Linked DNA regions of Homo sapiens: region 2 is linked to region 1. A link is an interaction called in ENCODE POLR2A ChIA-PET data of the cell type or tissue named here. Cell type or tissue: MCF 10A. All regions are shown on one strand. Each heading gives the region's core, and the rest is flanking DNA. Links, peaks and the distances in the headings are about the cores only.

The links. Peaks named below come from ENCODE experiments on the same cell type or tissue, not always from the same donor. Only the 100,000 strongest peaks of a DNase experiment are listed, where the experiment ranks them.
Region 2: POLR2A ChIA-PET joins it to region 1 with 6 read pairs; 2 of 35 experiments call an interaction of 5 or more read pairs at or near these places.

The regions. Positions count from the first base shown.
Region 1 is chr2:20,501,021-20,503,833 of GRCh38, forward strand. It overlaps LOC107985856 (a long non-coding RNA gene), which reads right to left and starts at 504. Exons shown (of 4, transcript NR_157978.1): 1 at 146-504. In MCF 10A, for the core only: no CTCF peak of the experiment used is centred there; a DNase peak (open chromatin) is centred at 1,241.
Region 2 is chr2:20,390,959-20,393,771 of GRCh38, forward strand. It overlaps the pseudogene SLC7A15P. Among named protein-coding and RNA genes, the nearest start is that of PUM2, 42 kb to the left of the region's middle. In MCF 10A, for the core only: no CTCF peak of the experiment used is centred there; a DNase peak (open chromatin) is centred at 1,223.

The sequences.
Region 1 (2,813 bases), core at 63-2,562:
ATTCCCTAGGGATGGAAAGCTATGACCACAAATAAGAAAGCTGGAGGTGAGGTGGGGGCTGGATTAAAGGGAGATGGAATTCAGACAGGGATCTGCTGAGTTTTAGGTGCTTCTTTGCTAGCCTTGGGCAGCGAGATACACTTACCTGCTATACACTGCCCAGGAAGAATCCCTGGTACTGCAGTGTGGATGGGGTCTCCAGCTTCTAGGCATGGACACGTTTGGAAAGGTGAGAAAACGTGAGAAAACAACAGTGGGCCCAGGGGACCGGTGCTCAGCATACCAAGGTCCTGCACCGGCACCGGTCTCTGAGTTCCCTCAGTTTTTATTGGTTATTATCTTCATTATTTCAGCAAAAAGGAATGTAGTAGGAGGGCAGGGTGATAATAAGGAGAAGGTCAGCAACAAACATGTGAGCAATAGAATCTACGTCATAATGAAGTTCAAGGGAAGGTACTATGCCTGGATGTGCACGTAAGCCAGATTTATGTTTCTCTCTACCCAAATATCTTAGCAGAGTAAAGAATACCAAGGCAGCATTGCTGCAAACATGTCTTTCCTCCCACCATAGGGCGATTTTTCTCCTATCTCAGAATTGAACAAATGTACAGTCGGGTTTTATACCGAGACATTCAGTTCCCAGGGGCAGGCAGGAGACAGTGGCCTTCCTCTATCTCACCTGCAAGAGGCTTTCCTCTTTGACTAATCCACCTCAGCACAGACCCTTTACGGGTGTCGGGCTGGGGGACGGTCAGGTCTTTCTCATCTCACGAGGCCATATTTCAGACTATCACATGGGGAGAAACCTTGGACAATACCCCGCTTTCAAAGGCAGAGGTCCCTGTGGCTTTCCGCAGTGCATTGTGCCCCTGGTTTATTGAGACTAGAGAATGGCGATGACTTTTACCATGTATACTGCTTGTAAACATTTTGTTAACAAGGCACGTCCTGCACAGCCCTAGATCCCTTAAACCTTGATTTCATACAACATATGTTTTTGTGAGCTCCAGATTGGGTCAAAGTGGTCGGGTCAAACTGGCTGGGGCAAAGCTACAAATTAACAACATCTCAGCAAAACAATTGTTCAAAGTACAGGTCTTTTTCAAAATGGAGTCTTTTATGTCTTTCCTTTCTACATAGACACAGTAACAGTCTGATCTCTCTTTCTTTTCCCTACAATGATCATGAGTCACACATGCACATCTGTTGTTACAACATTCTATCAGATGCCAGATCACCCTCCTTCCATCACGTCACAAGCTGTAAGACCCGACTTGCGTAAGCAATCTCCTGGGCTTTTTGAGGGTTAAGTATTATGTTTATTGCAGCACCTATGCTTTTCTATTTTTTATTTTATTTTATTTTATTTTTGAGTCAGAGTCTTGCTCTGTTGCCCAGGCTGGAGTGCAGTGGTGCCATCTCGGCTCACTGCAAGCCCTGCCTCCCGGGTTCACACCATTCTCCTGCCTCAGTCTCCCAAGTAGCTGGGACTACAGGTGACTGCCACAACGCCCGAATAATTTTTCTTTTTTTCGTATTTTTTAGTAGAGACGGAGTTTCACCATGTTAGCCAGGATGGTGTCGATCTCCTGACCTCGTGATCCTCCCGCCTCAGCCTTCCAAAGTGCTGGGATTATAGGCGTGAGCCACCACGCCCGGCTGCAGCACCTACGCTTTTCTTAACCACTTAACATGTGTAAAACTGCACTGCCTCTTTTATTAGCACTTCTCTCTCTTTTTCAAATGTGTCACTGATGAAGTTTTCAAGCGTTGTTCCCCTAACTCCATTTTCCCATAAGCCTCATGGTTCCTATTGTGGAATTTTGCATAGTGCAAGGAATTTTAGGAACACACATGTTGTGTTATAGCAGAACTGATGGTACTCCCTTTTCCTTGATTTGTCTTATAAAGGTTTTGTTATTGGAATTACAGCTTGTTTGTTAGAATTGAGATTCAAAAGTATACTGTGATTAGTTGCTATATCTCTTAAATATTCCTCTCTCTCTTTCTCTGTCTCTCTCTCTCTGGTATATAAATATTTAAAGACACTAAGTGGTATGTCCTGTAGGGTTTCTTAGAGTCTAGATTTTGATTATTGTCTCCCATGGTGTCCTTTAACCATGCTATTCCCTGCGTTTCTTTTAAACCGGTACGTAGTAAGATTAGAGACTTGATCAGACTCAGGTTCTATGTTTATGACAAGACTGCATTATAGGGGGTGCTCAGATGGTACATAACACCTGCCTGTCCCTCTTTTCATGGAGTTAACATTACTGTTGATTCTTATCTTTATTATTTCATTTATTAGGGGGTGCAAAATGGTGACATGCTAGTTCTACCATTCCTTCTTCATTTATTAGTCAGAATAGTTCTAAAATGAATTTTTTTCTTATTTATGATCTGAATATCTTGAGGTCCAATTCATACAGGAGAGGCAGAATAAATGCTTGTTTCCCATTATTTTTCAGTTTTTCAAGTAATGAGTAGTTTTCTTGAATCTTCCAAAAGTGACCAATAAAGTTTTGTTTCGTTCAATATCATTATAAACTCATGAATTTAAGTATGTTTGATGCACTTTAATCCATTGTGGTTCTTTTTCTTTTTCTTTTCTTTCTTTTCTTTTTTTTCTTTTTTTTTGGTGAGACAGAGTTTCACTCTTGTTGCCCAGGCTGGAGTGCAATGGCGCAACCTTGGCTCACTACAACCTTTGCCTCCTGGGTTCAAGTGATTCTCCTGCCTCAGCCTCCCAAGTAGCTGAGATTATAGGTGCCCGCCACCATGCCCGGCTAATTTTTGTATTTTCGTAGAGACGG
Region 2 (2,813 bases), core at 153-2,652, 110 kb before region 1:
CAGATGCTTAAATGTGGGGAGGGCCTTATCTGGTGGGTGAGAGGAGGCCTGTTTGGGACCTTGGTGCAGCCCCCATGGGGGTTGCTCTGTGCCAAGCTCTGCAAGATATCTACCTGCATCTTGGTAAAGAATCGCCTCTTCTCTGTTTCGCTGAAGGTTATGTTTTAAATTTCAATAACAGCAACGCTGTGTTCGAATGCACAGTTTGGTACCGTGCCCAAACAGCAGCGAAGGAAAAAGCCTTGCAAATGCGTGCCTGGCTTTCCCAAGGTAAGCCAAGGGACACCCAGATCATGCCCTCCAGGAGACCAGTGGTGCCTCAGACATGGCTTCTTCTGAAGTGTCTTCCTACTTGGGGGTCTAAAGATGCCAATCTGCGACTGGTTTGAGCCTGGAAAATCTTGGAGTTCTGTGGGTCCAGAAGGAGTCCTCTTCTGTCCATTTGCTCTGGGCTTCAGAATGGTGTTCAGGGCTGGGGGTGCAGAGTGGGAGGAACTGTCTACACTCAGGTTTAATGCACTTTTCATTCATTCCTCAGAATGAACTGAATGTCTGTTCAATACATTTATTGGGGGACTCTAGGTCAGCTGGGGGCTGAGGCTGCAACAGTGTGAACCGATCCAAGTGCCCAAAACCTCTGTGTCTAGACCCTTCCCTGCCTATCTTCTCCATTGGGCCTCACCCATGCAGAGGCCGAGCAGTGAGGAGTCCCATTTTACAGACCCCCAGTGATTCCCCATTTCCAGTTGCAGAAGCCAAGGGTTGCAGTAGAAGCCCCAGTGTAGTGGCCCTCAGTCTGGGCCAGAGTCCTGAGAACCCAGGAACTAGGCAGGGTTGGGGCAGTGGGTCCTGAAATACTCCAGCTGGATTGATCAGGGAGTAGCAGACTAATGAGATCTTTAACTTCTCTGCCTCCTGTCTGTGGTTGCTCCTGCTGAGAATTCTTCTCCTTCCTAGCTACCTGAATCTCTTCCATTCTTCAAGGAGAGCCCAGCTTCTGGTCCTCCTCATTCCAGAAGCTTTGGTGATCACTCCACTCTTCTCCCAGCCCTGCCAGCCCCCTTGTACCTCTGCTGCTCTGATTCTAATTAATGACCCTCACAGCCTCCCAGCCCATCTGCCTGAATGAGTGTCTAGGCTGTGGGGGGGGGGGGGGGGCGTGAGCTCAGGAGGAGGGGCACCTGGCCTGACTCATCCCCCAGGGCGTGGCACAACTCCTTGCTGCTGGGATGAGCTCACCACTGTGCTGTGGAGCTTGTCCTGGTCACCTGAGCAATGCCTCCCTGGCTAACATGTGCCCCCTTCTCCCTGACCCTGCAGCAGAACCTGGTGTGGGCACTAGTGAGGGCCATCCCCCCTGGTCACCAGCCTGTATATCCTGGTCAACCTCAGTTACCTGCTAGTGCTATCACCCAGTGAGACCCTCTCTGCTGACGCTATGGCTGTGAACTGGGGGTGACTGCATCACACGGTGTGTCCTTTGGACACCGAGCAGACTTTCCAGGCTGGGGAAGGAAAGTGCTCCCTGTGTATTTAAACTTGTCTTTGAATGTGTCGCTTGCTCCATTTCTGAGTGGGGCCTTGTGGCTTCTTCCAGGGTGCTGTTGGAATTCCTTCCCCTGATCCCTTGATTTCCTTGGAACCAGGTTCTGGGCCTGGCTGGTGCCCTTGGCTGTTGCAGTCTCAACATTTGGTTCCATCAGTGAGATGTTCTTCAACGGAAATCGTTTGTGCTATGTGGCTGCAAGAGAGGGCCACGTGGTGAGAGATGGGGCCTGGGCCTGGGCAAGAAGGTGGGGCTGCAGGAGGGGTGCCACAGGGCCAGCCAGCTACGCTTTCTCCTGCCTGAAGCTTAGCATTTGGCCCAAAACAGGACTTTCCCTGTAAGATATAGCCCTCTTTTCTTCTGAGGATGGGACTTAGGCACTCCATACTTCTCAGCTTTAACTCTAATCCCTTTACTTCTGGGTTTTTGGGAGATCACAGTACGGAGTCACACTAGGTCGGGGACTGGCAATAAAGATATTTGTGCTCATTGGTAGTGCGGGGGCCATGGGGAGGAGAGACAATATTAGTGCGGTTGTGTACCCTCTGGGTCTTCTCCCCCTGGGGACTCTGCGCTGGTGTTACCTTTGACTGCAATACTGCTGAATAATAGACCCCAACTCTCAGTGGCTTGCAACAACATTTGACTGTTGTTCCCAAGTCAAGGGGTTGGCTGTGGCTTGGCTTCAGGCTGTGGCTTGCTTGGGGTCTCACCTTGGTCTGAGTCTATCCTTATCTCAGGTACTAAGGTCAAGGCAGTAGCCACTACTGGGGGCATGATATTGCCTATAGCAGGTAACAGAGGTTCAAGAGACCAAGCCAAACTACATAAGCATATTTAGAGAATCTACTTGTCACTCCAGCTCACATTTTATTGGTCCAAGCAAGTAACACAGCCAGACTCCACGTCAATGAATGGGGGACTGATATTCCTCCCACAAAGGTGGGGAGAGGAAGGCTGAATATTTGATGAATAATAATACAGTCTTGGCTGGGCGCGGTGGCTCACGCCTGTAATCTCAACACTTTGGGAGGCTGAGGCGGGCAGATCACCTGAGGTCAGGAGTTCAAGACCAGCCTGGCCAATATGGTGAAACTCCATCTCTACTAAAAATACAAAAATTAGCTGGGCGTAGTGGCGGGCACCTGTAATCCCAGCTACTCAGGAGGCTGAGGCAGGAGAATCACTTGAACCCAGGAGGTGGAGGTTGCGGCGAGCCGAGATCGAGCCACTGCACTCCAGAGTAGGCGACAGAGCAAGAATCCAT